Linked DNA regions of Mus musculus: region 1 is linked to region 2. A link is a loop called in an ENCODE intact Hi-C map of the cell type or tissue named here. Cell type or tissue: heart. All regions are shown on one strand. Each heading gives the region's core, and the rest is flanking DNA. Links, peaks and the distances in the headings are about the cores only.

Region 1 (9,464 bases), core at 821-8,820, 310 kb before region 2:
ATCAGGGAGAGCTGGCTTATGTAGACCTATGATGTTCTAATGTGATGTGGTCCTGACACATACTATGATAAGACGGAGACAGGAAGAAAGCGATCATTATGTAATAGCTACCATTTGCAGGGCTACCTGAAGGGCACAAAGCTACCCTCAAAAAACTCAAAGACAGGTGTTACAATGTTCCTGGCTCACAAAGACCTGCATGTATTCATAGTCACAGAGTAGAAATATGTGTTCTGTGGTCTCACCCCAGGCCGTCACGCTCCAAATACTGTGCCTTAAAAATTCAAAGATGCCAGGCAGTGGTGGTGCATGCCTTTAATCCCAGCACTTGGGAGGCAGAGGCAGGCGGACTTCTGAGTTTGAGGACAGCCAGGACTACACAGAGAAACCCTGTCTTGAAAAACAAAACAAAACAAAACAAAAAATCAAAGAAATAAATAATTAAGTTTATCATGGTAACAATAGAGGATGTGAATAGTGTGTTTGTGTAGTCTATCTTGAATTTCCTAAGCATCTACAAAAGTCAGATTTCACTCCTGTAGGACAAGGTAGAAGGCTGCTCTGGAGCCAAGGATGGAGAAACAATACTCAATGCGTTAAAGGAACTCCCTCGAAGCAAAGCTGCGTATTTCCTGTGGTAACTGAGTTTGATTGTCAACTTGGATACCTGAGGTATTGATGAGGGAGGCACACCGTTAGGTGTATGTGTGTGTGAGAGAGAGAGGGGCTTTTCCAGCCCTGAATCTGAGTAGAACCAGGCCATGGCCTGGGGCCCCAGGCTGAAACAAAGGGGGAAAGGAGAAAGCCAGCCGAGAACCAGCCCTCGAGACTGTTTCCTGGCGACCATGGCGCCCCTGCTTCCAAGCGTTCTTTATCATGACGGACCAGATCCTTTCCAACCTTGAACCAAAGTATCTTCTCCTCCTTTAAGCTGCTTTGTGACCAGGGTTTGGTCACAGCAAAGAGCGAAGTAGCTAATACATTTTCTTTTCCCAATTCTAATGAGGACAAGGTCCCATCTAGAGGACAAAATGCTTCCTGAAGTTTCACTTCAGAGACTAGCAGGGTTTTTTTTTTTTTTTGGTCTAAGTTGATAAAGTGAAGACAGTTGAAACAGAACCATCCCGGGAAGGAGAAATTAAGCTGCGCAGAATCTGGGAGAAGGGAACTTCCAAAGGGTGGTGTCCTGAACGGAAATGAGAATATGGCTCCGCACAAATGCAGCTTCATATACTTGATATTTTAAAAGCATATGGTGTGTTCATATATTAAAAAATGCTATTGTACATAGGTACAGCCTGGCTTCTAACTTGTGTGAAGTTACGGTTTTAGTTTCTTTGCTCACGTATGTCTTACTTCTGCTGTGTTCTTCCCAGTGCGTGTTCAAGCCCAGGTACGCAATGGCGGTATGATGACTTTTTAAAAATCTGACCGATATCATGAGACTGCAAGGTCCCATTTATCAGTGTCTTTCTTTTTTTTCCAGTGCTTAATATTTTACATATTGCAGAAAACATTACTTTTCATATTCTTTTCTGTATTTAACTCTATGTAGAGAAGACCTTTCTACATCTAGAATCCAGGCAAATCTAGATATATTGTCTGGATCAATATTAAGAGAATGAATAAGCTTTTATTTTTATTTTACTTCTCTTTATTGAGGTGGGGACCTTGATGTGTGTTTTCTAATCAGAACAATACGTTTTTCCATGGAGACATGCATGAGAAATGTGGTGTTACTTCCTACAAAAAAAAAAGTGTTACAAGCTTGGAAAAGCTTGATATCCACTGTTTTCCTCTCCCTACCCCGCCCCCTCTCTCCTGGAGTCTAGTAGACAGAGGAAGATGGCGTCAGGGCCATCCCTGCTCCTATTCAGTTCCCTGCAGGAAGACATCACACCTCCAGCTCAAACCACTCAACCTAAATAAACTCAGATTCAGTATTAGCCCACACTGAGCCCCAGAGAAGCACCAGGCTAAGAGCCAGGTGAGCTGGCAGAAGTTTGCTATTGGGCACGTGACCTGCTCCAACCTTGGTTTGAAGATACTTATGATATGTTTAGAGGAGCAACAGCTTAACAAGTAGCTTGTTATTATGACATTAAAACCTGTGGCTTCTCCCTAAGGAACTTCAGGAGCTTGACACACCCGAACGCATTTATCCGTTCCCACATCCCTCAGAAGTCAGCAAAAGGCCAGGGCTATTTTTATCCTTCTCTTGATGCGAAGAAAATAGGACATAGGGAAGGAGGAAGAGAAAACTGTTTTTTTGGTTTTTTTGGTTTTTTTTTTTTTCTCTACCCTTTAAATTTCAGTCCCGGGTTTTGGAGAGATGGCTTAACAGTTAAGAGTACTTGATATTCATGTAGAGGACCGAGTTTGGTTCCCAGCACCCTCGTGGCAGCACAGGACGGTCTGTAACATCAGCTCCAAGGGATCTGCTTCCCTTTTCTGGTCTCATAGGCGGAGGATACATGTGCTGCACAGACACTCCTGCTGGCACATCGTTTGTGCGCCTAAAATAAAAATAAATACATCTTTAAGCATCGGTCCTTCTGCTCTCGATGATGAAAGGTCAAGTCATTCCATTTGTATTTTTCTTAATATACTGCTCATCCCTGCATCCATCCATTCACAACTGTTCACAGAGCATAACACCTGCTTAATAAATTAGACTTACGTTCATGTTCACATTCACAATGGGTGGACTCTTCAGTTTAGAGTTACAGAGTTGCTGTACAAAACCCAGAGCAACCTCAAATCACAGGGAGTGTGATTTAAGAACCATTGAAATTAGAAGATTCACAGAAACCTTCATTTCCTGAGCAGTTTTGAGCACACACCAAACTCCGTTGGTTGCAAGCTTCCAAATATCCCTTCCTTGGCTCTAACATTCTATAATTATTTTCTAAGTTTCTTAACCACACTGACTATATTCTATCTCTGACTTAGGTTCATGCTGCCCTTTGACTTTTATGTCTGTAAATAACAACAACAACAACAACAACAAAATCTAGAATTTCCCTCTTATCACTGTTGTGAGTCAAGTTTAGATCAGTGCTTTAGTATCAGCAAGCAGATACTAACATGACAGCATTCTGTGTGAGAGTTTTCTATCCTTAGAAACCTAAAAGGGCCGGCCGAAATGTGTGTGCCTGTTGGGTTGAGGGACCATGGCTGAGACACCCTAAGGAGTGTCCAGTGCATGCATGCTGCAGTGGGCTGTCCTGATGGGGCTTTTCAACGACACACCAGCTTCTCACCCACTCCTCCCACTTCGGCTCTTCTGTCCCTTCTTCCCTGAGCTCTGTCCTTTCCCTTCAGACCCCATCTCCAATCTCCCATGTTGTTCCTTCTTCATGGAGCTTCGGTCTCCTCCGTCCTGCACACACTCCCTTGTCTAGGATACTCTCCCACAGTGTTCTTCACCTCCCCCTCTATTTATTGCTCCCCTAAGTTTCCCCTGGGAGTGTTGCTTCTATTTCTCCAACCAGCACGTGCTGACTTGGTTATCATTACCTTCTCTAAGCAAACTCGCATACATAAATCATGAAAGACGTCCACTCACGTGTGCATGCACAATCACCTGAATGACACACTTTCCCCGGAAGCTGTGTGAGAGCGGAGGGCATCACACCCCTACCTGCACCTCCAGTATCTTCCTCAAGTTGGAAACATTTGCTTTTAGATAGCAGTGGCACACTGTGGTGGCCTTGGATAAGATAACGTCGCACTTGCCAGCAGGAGTTTAAAGATTTATGCCCGTGGATCAATCCCATTAGCCACCGACAGGGACTACAGCCAAGATCAGGAGCAGAGCCAAGGGCTGACAAGGCAGCAGGATCCTCTCCTGCCGAGTGGCCCTCAGCCCTTGCTATACCTGCCAGCTTCCAGCTAATCAGAGCAGTTTTGGAACAGGTGTTCTCTGTCCTGCATCCTGTTGCTTGAGAGCAGAGGGGAAGAGTTTGCCACCTGGTCAGAATTTGTATAAACAGATGCTAGGAAGAAAAGGCTTGGGCTGCGTGCTCTGTCAGCACTGTGCTTTGAGCAGAGACCTCTCTGGCGCGTAAGGGTCTTCTGCACATGCGCTGTGCCCTTCTGCGGTCAGCAACTCAGCTAGTTCCCGAAGCGGATTCTCTTAGCCAGTGCGTTTCTCCTGTTGAAGTCGCCATGACGTCAGTAGGACAGTGATGTAGATAGAGGACCAAGAAGCCATTCTCTGTGTCATTACTCTATGATTTCCATTTCCTTTATGGCATTATGACAATATCATCAACAGACCTCCATAAGACTTCAAGGGTCCAGGGAGCCATCAGGCCCAGTTCAAGTGTGAAAGCAGACTATCTTAACTAGTTTAAGCCTGGCACTGGCTCCGCCCTTGGCCACAGGGTACCTGTTCGCAGAGTTGCAGACTCAGACTCTGGTCTACCTCTGTGACATAGAAACGTCTCAATAATGGTGATTGTAAGATGGGAAACTAGAGTAACAATGTCTCTGCACATTGGGAAGAACGTGAGATCACAGGAACGGCATCAATAATTAATATCACCTCCGGAGTCAACAGCAGTTAATATCGCTGTTGATTGTGCTGTATCAAGCATTCCCCCTGACAGTAATACAAGCCTTGCTGGTAGGCATTCTCTGTTTTCTTCACTGTCGGCTGAAGAAGCTGGTTCTGGCAGATATGGGGAGCAGTAAAATCATAGTCATATCAAACATTTACGACGACATAGCATCCCCATGTCCCTTCTAGCACAGTCAGGTCAGAATAGAATTCAAAGCCTGGTTTTCACAACCACAGAAAGGAATAAAGTGCTCTGGGGAAAGAGATAATTAATTCGCAGAAACTCCACTCTCTTTTGAGTATTAAAGTTATCCTTAAACTTCTTTCTTCAAAACAACGTAGCAACCGCTTTCCGCTGCTCCCCCTCGTGGAGATGCTCAGAGCTCACAGGTTGTTGGGAGTGGTCAGACATTGTCCAAATCAGAGCTGATGGATGGGGTACCATTCACATCTTAGCCAGAGTATGTAGTGAGTAATGGCATGTTTCTACCAGCAGATGGCAGTAAAGTGTCTTGACAATGGATGTTACCTTAATGCTCTCAGTGATGCCACCAGAGCTATAAGTAAGTGGCTTTCTATGTGAGAAAAGTGACAAAGGTGAGGAGAGTTTAGGTAGTGAAATGATAGAGTAAGTGCATATGTTTGTAAATATGGAGACTTTGACTGCAATGACGTCACCCTCTACATTTGTCATCTGTTCACAAGCATCCTCCTAATCAGAGTCTTTCATTTTCCACACCCGAGTAACTTACTCATGACTCATGGTACCTCCCTGACATAGCTGTAACCTGAGGAAGAGCGAGTATGGGCTTTCCCTGTCCCTCACGAAGCCAATAAAGCAAGAAGCATTTTTTGTAAGATTTAGAGCAAACCTGTGGTTCTCCTGGAAGTTCTGCACACAGTAGGGCCACTCGCAGGTGCGCATTTTACCAGCAGGAGCGCCTCCTTGGACCAGTTTGGAGCTTTAAAATATGCATCTGACTCTTACGTTCTTCCCAGCTCTTCTTCCCTGAGGACGCCTGTGCCTTGGGAGGAGAGGTTGTAAGACCAAAGATGTCTCCTTCAGACCAAGCACTGCAGAGTCTCTGACTCTCTGTACCTTGAGCAGTTGTGGGTGTCTGTGTGGATCACTGTCGACTGCCAAGGGAAGCTTCTCTCTAGGGAGGGTTGACAGATGCACTAAAAGGGGAAGGGAGCTTGTAAGAAGATCAGAGCAGGAGTTAGCGACAGGAAAACAGTGTCTTGGGGATACCGTGGTGCAGTTGCACGTGTGGATTCACAGCAGCTGAGGCGTCACGTGCAAGGTCTGTACAAGCTCACGCAAAACAAAAATCCAGCCTAGAGAGGAGAAGAGGGCATGAGCGCCCACCCCCATCTCAGCAGCTATTGGGAAGTAATAATTGCTAAAGGGGGCATATCAGTTTTCTTCAAGAGGGCAACCCCCGGTGAGTGGACCACCCTCCAGTGAAGGCCACATAGCCAAGAGTATGTGGGCAGCAGAGACTGGACTTGGTGGATTTTTAAGAGAGGCTCCATTGGGTAGCTGGGGGCGGAGGGGGGGGGGTGTTGGTCCCAGAAGGAGCTGTGGAGGGGTGTATCTCATCAAATTACATTGTAAGAGGAAGAAACTGTATCTGGGAGGTGCATCACCCAAGGGAACCTATAAGAAGAGACAAGAATCTTAAGTCCCTAGAAGATTCAGACAAGCTACAGTGGATGTAAGAAGCCTGCTAAGCCACTGGGGAAATCTGGGACGTATTTGGTCCACATTTAGAAGAGGTGGGTTCTGTTGTTCAGTCCCCCCCGAGAGTCACCGTACAAAACTGTAGGCACTAGGTGAGGTGAACTTGTATCAATTCTCTAAGGCAAGCCCCGTGTGTGTGTCATTTAAAAGAAGCACAAGTTGTAGTGAGCTATGCAGCTGAGTCATTTCTAAATTCCACTCAGGCAAAACCAGTACATTTATAGGTTACAAAGTGTCCCTTAAGCCACCAGTCTGATAACCAGTTAAGACAGAGGTTTCACCCGTCCAGTTTAAGACCTGGCTCTCTGGAACGGCTAGGATGACTAGAGAGATGCTGTTGGCATGGCGACATGTGTGGCAATAACACATTCCAGCAGCACCCCTGTACTGAGGCTATTGTAAATAGTCTTGGTAACTTCTCTACCCTTCTTGACAGTTCAATGAGAGTGGGTCACTGGTGGCTTTTGGGAGGCCAGCCTAGCATTTACTGAATGTTGGTTACTTTCTAACGGGGAGGGAGTTCTAGGTTTACATCTTGAATTAAGATCATAACAACCAACCCCTTCATGGAAAACCAGGAAGGCTGAGGCACGAGGCTGTCATTGTGTCTAGCCTATAGGATAGCTTGTTGACCATAAGAGTCTGGTTCCACAGTTCTGTATGCATGCCCCTCTCTCCTGTCCACATCAGATGTTCCGGAGGTGGGCCGCTCTTCAAATGGCACAACCATGCCACTTAGCAGTCTCCAACTCTCCCCGACCACGCCGGTGTGGCACAGTGTCCTGGGTCATGTGGCACGTCTGACTGCATGCCAATCACCTCGGGTCTCCTCTGAAATCCCTCTCGTCTTCATGTGCCAGCAGACATTCTTTATTCAACCTCTGTTTTGTTTTCTTTTAATCTCCTCTGAACCCCAGCAGATCATAAATCCTTCGCTAGATGAGATTTCCAAATGATGGTGATAGATGGCCTTGTCTTTTGTCTCCTGACAAGCTTGGCCCTGGCTGTCATCGTCGCAGCAGTGGAAGGGGCTGTATCCTAAGAAACACCTAGAAGTACTGCCCAGGAAAGAGAAAAAGAAGGAAAAAAGGCCACAGCTTCATTCTCCACTTAGAGTCTGAACTTCCACAAATGAGTGAGGCTTCCTCAAGGTTTGCACAAAAGAAACACGCAGGGAGGGTGATAAATGACACCAGTAATGACCGAGAATTACCTTTAATCTGCAACAGCTCAGAGGCATCCGCGTGTGATGGGGGAGAAGGGGGGACAGCAGGACCGCGCAGGGATTTGCAGAATGCTGTTATTTCCAATTCTGCTGAAATCCCAGCCCCGCTGAGAGATTGATAATGGAACACCAAAGGAGGGGGGTGGGGAGCGGGAAGGACAGGGTGTAAATTTACTCCAGAGCTGTCCTGTGCTGTGGATTATGCCAAGAAAGTCTCTAATCTCCTGCTTAAAAGACATTTTATTATATTTCAAAGGTAAATTGGGCCATTACTTTGGGGCTCTGTTCACAGCTCACCAGTTTTGTTTCTTCCTGTAAGCAGTGGATGTAGGGCTGGTGGTTTTCATTAGCCTGTGCCAGGCCCAAAGTCTCATCCTCCTGGGATTCCCTTTGGATCAAGCAAGCTCCTGAATGTCCCTCGAAAACCTAGTTCAGAGAATGACAGGAATGTGGTGGGGGTGGGGGGAGAACCCTAGACACTGTAGGTAGGAATGGAAAATGGTATCATTATTCAAAATAGCATAGAAGGTCCCAAATTACTTTGTAATCTGGTAATCCCTTATCTAAACAACATGGACAAAGGAAATCATCGGGATAGACTGGTCATGGGCATGTCCATTGCAGCATTATTGATGAAAGGCAGGGAATGGTATCAGCCTACGTGTCCATCGATGGGTGATCTGATGAGGAAGATGCACTGTATACCAGGAATAGTAGCCTCAAAGAAGAGAGTCCTGGTACTTACTACAGCATGGATGAATCTGAAGGGCACTAGGCCAAGCTCTCTGTGACTATAATTACTTAGCTGATATAATCACCGATTTACAACAAGAAAACCATTACTTTTATAGCTTTGGATATTCTTGCACGTGACCATTTGCTCCCAATGCTCTGAGACTAGCGTCAGGTAGTATAGCTCAGCTGACGAGCCCTTGCATGCCATCTAGAAGACCCTAAGTTTGATCTCCGATAATTCAAATAAAGAAAGACAAACACAGAGGGAGGAAAAGTCACGAGTGTGTGATAGGAGCAGAAACACTTCAGTCATGAGTCATGGAATGGAGAGACGAATAGACTGGTGTTGTCTGACTACATTGGAGGGTACACACCCAATGACCTGAGCATCTCCCACAAAGCCTTACCTCATAGAAGTCCCTGCACTTTTGATATGGACATCTAGGAGACCAGGTCTTTGACACTTGGATCTTTATGATATCCCCAGTGTTCAAACTTTTACAAGGAATAAAACGGGCAGATTTAATACTCGACGACCCTGCTGTGCGTCTGTGGCATTTAAACAACAACAACCACCAAAATCAAACTCATAGCAGCAGGAAGCACCCCAGTAGGTCTCCGAGTCAGGAAGATAAAGGGAATGTTGGTTAGAAGGCAGAAACCCAAGAGAACCAAGCTCTAGAGATCTGCACTATCTGATGATGACCTAGCAGTGACTGCAGATACCACTGCACTGTGTGGAGGGGGCCATCTTAATTGTCACCAGCATCCGAGGGAACCAGGAACAGCGGAGGGTGCGTCAATCCATCCTGCTAATCACTTCACAACACTAGTGAGTCAGCTCTTTGTGCTGCCTATTTTGAACACATACATTTATTTGGGTTCCGGGTTTTACCTTGCTAAGCCTAGGCCTTTGCAGGAAGCAATCCTGTGAGAACTCAATGAGAAACTACTTTAGCCCTTCCTCAGCACTCAAGACCCAAGCCATGCCGGCGGTGGGGACAGCATTGAGAATGACATATAGGGTAACTTTCAGAATTCAAAGCTCCCCCATCTCCCCAGCTTTATTGTTGTTGTTGTCATCGTCGTCATCATCGTCGTCATCACCATCAACTTTGGCCCCTCCTCCCTTCCTCTTTCACCTGTGGATCATGGCTGTGTCCTGCTTCTATTCCTGCCACTGAGATTCCCTGTAG
Region 2 (9,464 bases), core at 821-8,820:
CCAGCAACCACCTGGGGGGTCACAACCATCTGTAATGGGATCCGATGCCCTCTTCTGGTGTGTCTGAAAACAGCTATAGTGTGCTCATATACATAAAATAAATAAAATCTTTCAAAAGTAAAAAGACATATATTTCCACAAAATTTGGGGTGAAAAGGTTGTCTAGCTAACACATCGTTGATGATTTTGGGTTCTTTTGGTTTGATTTTGTCATAGCAATTTTTTTTTAACTGCCTTGTAATCGGGCAGTTCTATAAATTACAAATCAGTTTTCAATGTCAAACAACGCTACGCAGCACACATGCAGGCATCTCCTGATTTATTCTTTGCCAGGTCTCCTACAGGCAACATCACGAATGGTTTCTTCCTCCAGAACTGACTCCCACGTTGGAACACCCATCCCTTTCCTCAACTCTTTAAGAACCATGTAAGATAACAATTACTACTTGCCTAGGGAAAGAGCTTTAGCACACACACACACACACACACACACACACACACACACACACACACTCTTAATTAATCAGTCCAGTGAAATCAGTTTAACATGTAATATGTAAGATTCCCAGTGGAGAGGCATCCTTCACTGACATTGAATTTGCAGGGGCCTTAGCACATATTGGGAAGTGAACAACTGTCTTATTCTCTTGGCTTGCTTGGTTTGCCATGTGTTTATCGATAATTCTTCCCAAACACTACAAAGGAGGCATCTCACCACATTATCCTTCACCTCCATTATCTTCATGGGGATGCCCTTCCTGGGGAACTCTGTTCCTTTTATAGACTACCTAGTGTTCTCTCAAAAGTCAAACACTAAAGTCCCTACTGTCTCAGAATTGCACTCCATTTGGAGACAGTGCCTTTCAAAGAGGTTGTAGTGGCTATTCCTGGTTGTCAACTTGACTATATCTGGAATGAACTACAATCCAGAATTGGAAGGCTCACCTGTGATCCTAATCTGGAGGCTGGGAGATACAAATTTCTGACCTGGATCTTGGTATGGAGATCTTGAGGCATAGTGGCCATGAATCCCAGAAGACAGGGAGATCTCTGAGTTCAAGGTCATCTGGGCCAAAGCAAGTCCCAGATCCAGGGGTGGTGGCACACACCTTTAATCTGGGCCACACCTTCTACTGGAGACCTCCACGAGGACATTGGAAGAAGGAAGATTCGCTCTCTCTTCTTTGCCTGCTTGTCTTGTAGGACTGAGCAACTGCCAGATCCTTGGACTCCCATTCACAGCTGCTGCAGACCATTGTTGGGGAGTTGGACTATAGACTGTAAGTCATCAACAAATCCCCTTACTCTATAGAGACTACTCATAAGTTCTGTGACTCTAGAGAACCCTGACTAATTCAGAGGTGATGCATGTTCAAGAAGGGCACAGCACTGAGTGGGCCGGAAGCTCCTAAGACTGATGTCCTTCGATGAAGGAGTAAGCTCGCTTAAGTTCCCCAGGGAGAGCAACTCCTGCAGTAAAGAGACCGAACACAAAGCTTCTTGATACTAGCACGAAGGTAAGGAGAGACCTGTCCCCTGATGAATGATCCATCACGTTTCCAGGAATCCTTCCTGGCTTAGCTCCCTAAGTCTAGAGCCCCTCTGGAGAAGGTCAACAAAGGGTACCTCTATTTCCTTGCTAGGATGGGAGGCAGAAACCCCTTAATTCTCATACTAAAAGCTGATCAAACTTAATCAACAACATTTTAATTTGGAAAACCACTTGATAGCTACCAAGATTTAAGAAAGACATCGACTCCTAGCACCGTCCTGGTCCACAAGGGCCGCTCTCGACTCTTGATCTCTAACAATAACGACAAATTTGGACTTACATGTAAATGGGGTTACTGGGCCAATTAAGGAGTGAACGACAGCGTGATGTATCCTGAGAACACGTCTGCAGCGGTTGAGACTGGGAAGGGGGAGAGCGTGCTGCAGAACAGAACGAACTCAGTGGAGTCCTGAGAACTGCTGTCCTCAACAAGACTGGCAAATGACAGCTGAGTGGCTGAAAAGCATGTACTACCACGTGACACTGAATGACCAAATTAACAGCAATAATCTGAACGGTATGTACCTCGCTATTTTGTTCTCTGTTGATGATTCAACTGACTTCATTATTCTTTTTTTTTTTTTTTTTTTTTTTTGGCTTTTCAAGACAGGGTTTCTCTGTGTAGCCCTGTCTGTCCTGGAACTCACTTTGTAGACCAGGCTAGCCTCGAACTCAGAAATCCGCCTGCCTCTGCCTCCCGAGTGCTGGGATTAAATGCGTGTGCCACCAAGACCGGCTGACTTTATTATTCATTGACTCTATCCTCGTGTCAGAATTACAGACCTAAGGGAGCTGGAGAGATGGTTCAACGGGCAAGAGCACTGACTGCTGAGTTCAAATCCCAGCAACCACATGGTTGCTCACAACCACCTGTAGTGAGAGCTGACATCCTCTTCTGGTGTGTCTGAAGACAGCTACAGTGAACTTACATATAATACTAAATAAATCTTAGGGGAAAAAAAAATTACAGACCTAAGACATTTCTGTCTATCTGTAACACGCAGTACATCCATATATATTCTCCATGGAAGGAAATTCAAATATTGCCAGATTTGAAGAACTCTGCCTTATATACAAGATGACAAAATGCGCAGACCCAGGGTCTCACTCACCCTCCTGAAGCCCAGCTTCCACGGCTGTGTACCCAGAACATCTTCTATGCATCCCAGCACCCAATCAGAACTCGAGCTGATGAGCCTTTTGAAGTGTCGAGGGAAAAGCGATGGAAGGAATTCCATGACTTTGGGGAATTGCAGAGCTACCATTGCACTTATAAATGCGACTGCAAGAGATCAGGAAAGAGCAAATCAAAGCACACACAAGTGAGCCCAGACAGACGGACCGCGGGAGTGTTCTCTCTTAGCACAATCCGCTCAAGACCCCTAAATCAGGATTATTCAACTTACCTGAAGCACTAAGAAAGTTAATAAAACAATTTCTAGCAAGGTCACTGCTTCCTTTGTTATGAACAGCAAACTTTCTATACACTTAATGCTTGTTATACACTTAATGCTTTAGTCTTTTGTTTGCAACATAATTATAAAAATAAACCTTGAATGCATCCCATAAGGGTAAACTTAAAACCAAGTACAAAGCCAACCACTTATACATTAACCTTTACAATTATTTTCCCAATTGGAACTACGGCCCTTTTGACCTGGAAGTCATTTGGTGTGGTGCAAGCGTCCTCTGCTTTCATGAAGGAAATTCTCTCAGTCTGTGGATGTTCACAGTGAAATCCACGGCGTGCAGCTATTTTAAATCATTTGGAATTGGGATATTTCTAAAATTCCAAAGCTTTCCTTTCTCTTTTGTCTTCTTAAAAACGGGCACTGGGTTCTGTTTTAGTGACTCAGAGTTCTCTCCACAAACCCAAAAGTCAAGAAAGAGAATCGCAGTTTCAAGGTGGAAGCCCTGGATCTTGAAGATGGCCATACAGAATCCACGTCACGGGGGAGGGACACCAAAGGCAACACAACGTTTTCATCAAACCGACTTCCAAGAGGACCCCAGGCGTGCCCAAACTTTTATGTTGTCACAGAAAAGGTTTATGTCTTAAAACCAAACAACTAAGTCACAAAGAAATAAAAATCAATATATCTGACGTCTTTTTTTTTCTTCTGGTTTTCGAAACAGAGTTTCTCTGTATAGCCCTGGCTGTCCTGGAACTCACTCTGTAGACCAGGCTGCCCTAGAACTCAGAGATTACCCTGCCTCTGTCTTGCAAGAGCTGGGATTAAAGGTGTGCGTCACCACTGCCCGGCTAAATATCCTATCTTAAATAAGGTTATTTTCCCTTGAACCATGTTCATAGCTATCCCTGACCACATGTGGCCTGCAGGCTATGAGAAAATTTGTGTCCTCGCTCTTAAATGCTTATAAGAAATAGTTGGGCCTTTTTTTTCTCCATAATCTAAGATAATAATAATATAAGAAGAAGGTGTGGGGATGAGACCCAAGCCTAAATATACAACCCATTTACTTTTCATAGGCACCTTAAACACAGAGGCTGAAAATAACACTGTAAAAAGATTTTAATAATTTGTGAGCCAGGCGTGGTGGCGCACACCTTTAATCCCAGCACTCGGGAGGCAGAGGCAGGTGGATTTCTGAGTTCGAGGCCAGCCTGGTCTACAGAGTAAGTTCCAGGACAGCCAGGGCTATACAGAGAAACCCTGTCTCGAAAAACCAAAAAAAGAAAATAATAATTTTGTGAATGAGACAGAGTTCATGCCCATGGATCAGAAAATGTCACCTGTAGTATAAAAGCTACTAACTTACTTTAAACTGTTAAAAAAATAACAGTTTTAGCCAGGCAGGGTGGTGCACGCCTTCAATCCCAACACTTCTGAGGCAGAGGCAGACGGATTTCTGAGTTCGAGGCCAGCCTGGTCTACCATGTCCATGGTCAAAAAGTTTTACCTCATAGAGCATTTCAGAGTTTCTGATTAGAGATGCTCAATTTATCCGTGGAAGGTACAGCAAAATTAACAGTTGAAGCACTCCAGTCCCTGAATGTCTGGCTGACACCAAAACTCACCAATAGAAATAGTACTTACATGATTTTTCCACTCTCATCTCCTCACCCTGCTGCTCCCTTGGTGTAGACAGCTTTTTATCTTTCTTTTCGGTTTCTCTGTAGAAAAGCCTTAATGTTTCCCAAAGATTTTCAAAGTGTAGATTTTCAAAGCTTGACACTTTTTCTACCCATTTTAAAAATTCCTGTATGCGCTCAGAGGCTAAGTTGCATTCTTTAAGAAAAAGCGAACAGATTTGTTTTTGATCTGGTGGCGACATATCAACCTGTAGAAAGTATGCCGGAAAGCCTTGAACTTGATAGCTCCTGGATCGCTGGGGTTTCAGGACCTGGACCTTCACGCGCCACCACGGACCTTTGAGTGGGAAACGTCCGTACACGGTACATTTCTCTTTAGTATACTCATCAGGGATAGACACTAAATGAGAAGGGGAGATAACAGGAAATTTGTTATGATTTCCCTCGACATTTACCTCACTCTGATCCCCTCACACATACACACAGGCAGCACCCATACAGACATCTACCCGCTACCTGGAACACCTCACTCTGACTGACTCTGTCTACAACAGAATGCTGCTCCATCTGGGTGTTGCTGAAGTAGGCACAATTCAAGCCATGAATCTGATTCTTCTAAATCCAGTCTCCCTATTACCGCCGCCTTAGCCAGTATCAGCCTTTATGTAGGTCTTAAAGAATTTTCCATGGTGCCTCCCTCTGCATGAAGTTACTCAGAGGTACATGCTGCTCCTGGCCAGTTCCTACAGTTACCACAGAGCTCAGCTCAGCGGACTTCTTTAGCAAAGCCGTGTCTGCATCTCATGAATGTCACTTCTCCAAGTGCTGTCTGGTACTAAGTACTAAGTTGGGGTTACTTCTCTGATTAAAGAATGTCTGCCTAGGTGCTATAGACATGATGGCTCAGCCAAGAGCACTGGCTGCTCTGCCAGAGGTCCTGAATTCAATTCCCAGCAACCACATGGTGGTTCGCAATCATCTATAATGGGATCTGATGCCCTCTTCTGGTATGCAGGTATAGATGCAGATAGAGCACTCATGTACACAAAATAAATAAATCTCAAAAAAAAAAAAAAACCAAAATGGCTGCTTAATTCACAAGTAGTATTTCCACTGAGACAGCAACTTCGCCATTTTCTCTCCCTGGCCTGTCCCAGTAGCAAATGCTTGGCCAGGATAGCCAGTTACACTTCCATCAACATGTAATCCTTTCTATTTAATTTCAAACACAGCCAAAGTTGTGTTTAAATTGCCAATGGTCAGTTGCCACACATGGTCCTGGTCAGCAGCTATTACTGTACTAGACCATGAAAATACAATGTGTGTGTGTGTGTGTGTGTGTATGAACATGTATGTGTGAATGTGTGGGCATGTATATGTATGTGTAAGTGTATGTGTGTAAATGTGTATGAGTGTGTTTATGTATGTGTGTATGTATATGTGTAAATCTGTGTGTATGTGAGTGTGTGTGTGTGTGTGTGTGTGGCCGTGTGTTTCCGCGCGCTTGCTCTTTTTCTCAAAGTTGCTTAACAGCAACTCCGTCTCTTATTCAGCCAGCGTGGTACAATAATTAAAGGATTCTGTTTCTGGGTGGGAATGAGGGTGCATCTATTTCCTCGACTGTAAAACTACCCCCAACTGTTAACTTTAAGCGAGACGATATATGAAAAAACCAAGCTTAACACAGTATGTGCTCTGAGTCATTACGACTATTACTACCACATCTAAGTACGGTGAAGCAGCCAGTCACACCACAGGTCTGTCTGTCAACAGTCAAGGACGCTGGGTGCCGGGCAGTGAGAATCGAAAATACTTCTTTGACCCCTGCCAACCCGGCCCGGCTGGCGCTGGCTCACCTCGCGCGCGCCCAGGGAGGCTGCCCGCCTTGATGCCCCCGCTGCAGAGTTCCTCGGCATCCACAAACTCCTCCTCCTGCTCCCCCTCCTCCTCCTGCGCACAATCCTCCTCCTCGTCGTCGCTCTTGTACGGGTGCAGAGGGCCCAGGAGCTCGCGCAGACGATCCTGCCTAGCCATTATCTCTTCGGCGAACTTGGCTCAAAACAACTCTACAAAACCTGGCGCGCGGTGTCCAAAACTGCAACCAATCAACTCGACCCGGGTAAGCCGGTCAGCTTCCGGGAACATCCAGGAGGCGGGCGGTATGGGGGCGTGGTCTGAGCGATGCTCCGCCCCAAAGGAGGAGACTGGTGACAGGCGGGACCAGCAGGCTGGGAGGTACCACGGCGGGCTGGCTGCTGACAGTTTCAGAACTGCTCTTTTTAGAGGTGCTGGGCGTTTCCTGCGGAGAAGGAGACGTGGTGAAAGGTCACGACTCTTGGGCGCAGAGAACCCCGGGAAAGCAGGGCATCCTCTGCCCGCTCTCTTAAAAAGAACACAGCAGAGGCCTCTAAAGACCTTGGGGCACTACCCAAAAGAGTGAATCTCCAATCCGGAGAGCGTGGTGGCGACGGCTAGGTGCCTCCTTACACGTAAAAGCGCCGCGGAGAAGTTGAATTTACATCATGTAGGGAGGGCATTTATCCAAGTAGATAACTAGGTCCCTTTGTATATATCCTCTGCATTGGGAGTTAAAGTTGTGATGTACTTTCTCATTTTTAATGCATGACCTGGGTTGTCCATTTTTATGCTTTTCCCGCTTTGGAAACCACTGGCTTTCTTTCCCGTTTATATACTACTCTCCTCGACTTCTTTTTGTTTTGTTTTGTTTTGTTTTGTTTTGTTTTGTTTTGTTTTGTTGTTTTTTCGAGATAGGGTTTCTCTGTGTAGCCCTGGCTGACCTGGAACACACTCTAGGTCCACCGCCCTAGTTCCTGTTTTCAGTAAAGCAAAAGGTGGGGACTTGTAGCCCAGAGAATATGCAGACTTGAGATAGAAAAAAAAAGAACAGCCGGGCTTGGTGGCGCATGCCTTTAATCCCAGCACTAGGGAGGCAGAGGCAGGCAGATTTCTGAGTTCGAGGCCAGCCTGGTCTACAAAGTGAGTTCCAGGACAGCCAGGGCTATACAGAGAAACCCTGTCTCGAAAGAAAAAAAGAAGAAAAGAAAAAAAAAAGAACAAAAGCTGAATACTGCGGCCGCGGTTCTCTAGATGGATAGTGTTTAAAAGTCGCGGTGCCCTTTAAGGGGCGCTATAAAATACTATTTTACTTTAAGGTTATTGTTTATTATGTAATTATCCTAACGTTAATCCTAAAAACTATGTTTTTATTAAACCCCAAAGCTGTGTTGCTGGTTTCTAATAAAGGCATTTGTCATACCCAAATGTCACGTGCATAGGATCAACCATAACGAATACGCACAGGCATCTTTCTTTTAGATTCCTTTTTTTTTCATGTGCGTGAGGTTTTTTTTTTTTTTTTTTTTTTTTGCTAGCATATGTGTCTGTGCACTCTGCATACCCAAAGCAAAACTTCCAGGCTGTATACTTAGTTGTCACGTGGGTGCTGGGAATGGACCTATCTCTGGAAGAGCAGTTAGAGCCATCTCTCTATCCCTCTCTATAGCATTTTCCCTAGTATCTGAGGAGGTCAGAAATCACCCCCCCCACAGATGTAGAGGGACTGTGGTATAATGTGTTTTGAGAAAAACTGAACTAATCTTCCCCTAAGGTATATTGGTAAATATTCCTGGGAGGAAAACTTTGTTTCCAAGGCTCTGCTACACAGTTTGAATTACTACCAGTAACCAACTGGAGACAATTGTCTTACTTAGTTGCCTATTTAACATATCAATGCTACCTGGCTGCCAGGTTCTCCCTGCATCCCTTAGCCCCAGCCAGTTACAGGATAAGGCTAGCACACCCCTCCCCTTGTCTTGAACGTCTCCAGCCCATGAGCTTTGCTTCCCTTCCCTGTATAATTCCGCCTTTTGTTTACCCTGTGCTCTCCATTGGCCACTTGGCCTGGGCCACCTTGGTGGGCCGCTCCTCTCTTGCTCGTTCTTCTCCCCCCACCACCGGCCTCTCAAGGTCCCGTTTAGTCTGCAGGCCATGTTCAGCCTGTACTCTTGTTCTGCCAGCTTCCCCGTATATCTACAATACAAATCTCCTCCTCACTTTAGGAGTAGCCACCTCCTTCTCCTTTTGCTTCTTATTCATTCACTTCCTTCACACGTGGTTATTGTTACAATACAGGCGCCAGCAGAGGATACCTTTTAGCCTGTGTTTTACCTGAACTCTCAGCAATATTTGGCACGGATAGCTATGGTATCCTAAAGTGTTTGGAGGCCTTGACCTCTGCTTCTTCGCATCTCTCTCAAGTTTCTGTCCTGCCTGTCTGGCCATTTATATTCTGATCCATCTTAAGCCTCTCTGCTGGCCTCCTTATTGGTGTCCCCCCGTATTTGCTCTCTGAAATTCACCCCTCAAATATCTGTCACCGACCTGCTTACGACTTCTGTGACCTCCTCAGCAAAAGATGGAGTTTGGGGAGCGTCTCCTCATCTGTGCCTAGGTTTGCCTGGATGCATCCTGTGCAGGTAGCCACAGATGCTGGGACCTCCTTATCACCATTTTGTAGCAGCTTCCTCCATGACTACTACATTCCACCTTGCAGGGAAGCTCCTTAAGACAGATGCTAAACAACTCAAACATGCTACAGGAAGTCCCTGAAACTGAACACATTCACTAGACCCTTTCTTCACAAGAGCAAATAAGCCAAGTAGCCTAGAGTCACTCTCACACAAACCAGGCTGCAAAGAAGACTCTGAAATCAGGCCAGCTGTCTGGGGATAAAAGCAGAAACCAGCCAAGCTGCCTGGGAGATGTCCAACTAAGTAACTTGGAAGCAGTACTCACCAACCTTTTGAGCCATCTACAGGCTGCAGTGTGCTCCAGGTT

Evidence for each region. Peaks named below come from ENCODE experiments on the same cell type or tissue, not always from the same donor. Only the 100,000 strongest peaks of a DNase experiment are listed, where the experiment ranks them.
Region 1: it touches region 2 in a loop (4-fold over the local background); 29 of 42 quality-filtered maps call a loop at or near these places.

Annotation. Positions count from the first base shown.
Region 1 is chr10:119,798,776-119,808,239 of GRCm38, forward strand. The region is part of intron 1 of Grip1 (glutamate receptor interacting protein 1); the gene reads left to right. Gm51815 (a long non-coding RNA gene) reads right to left here. Exons shown (of 3, transcript XR_003949037.1): 3 at 1-9,464. Among named protein-coding and RNA genes, the nearest start is that of Gm51815, 16 kb to the right of the region's middle. In heart, for the core only: a CTCF peak has its summit at 5,061 (motif pointing right); no DNase peak of the experiment used is centred there.
Region 2 is chr10:120,106,222-120,115,685 of GRCm38, forward strand. Helb (helicase (DNA) B) reads right to left here and starts at 6,744. Exons shown (of 13, transcript NM_080446.2): 1 at 6,464-6,744; 2 at 4,612-5,007; 3 at 2,665-2,834. The coding sequence starts at 6,641. In heart, for the core only: a CTCF peak has its summit at 5,625 (motif pointing left); a DNase peak (open chromatin) is centred at 6,780; H3K4me3 peaks cover 1,535 bases; H3K27ac peaks cover 1,184 bases.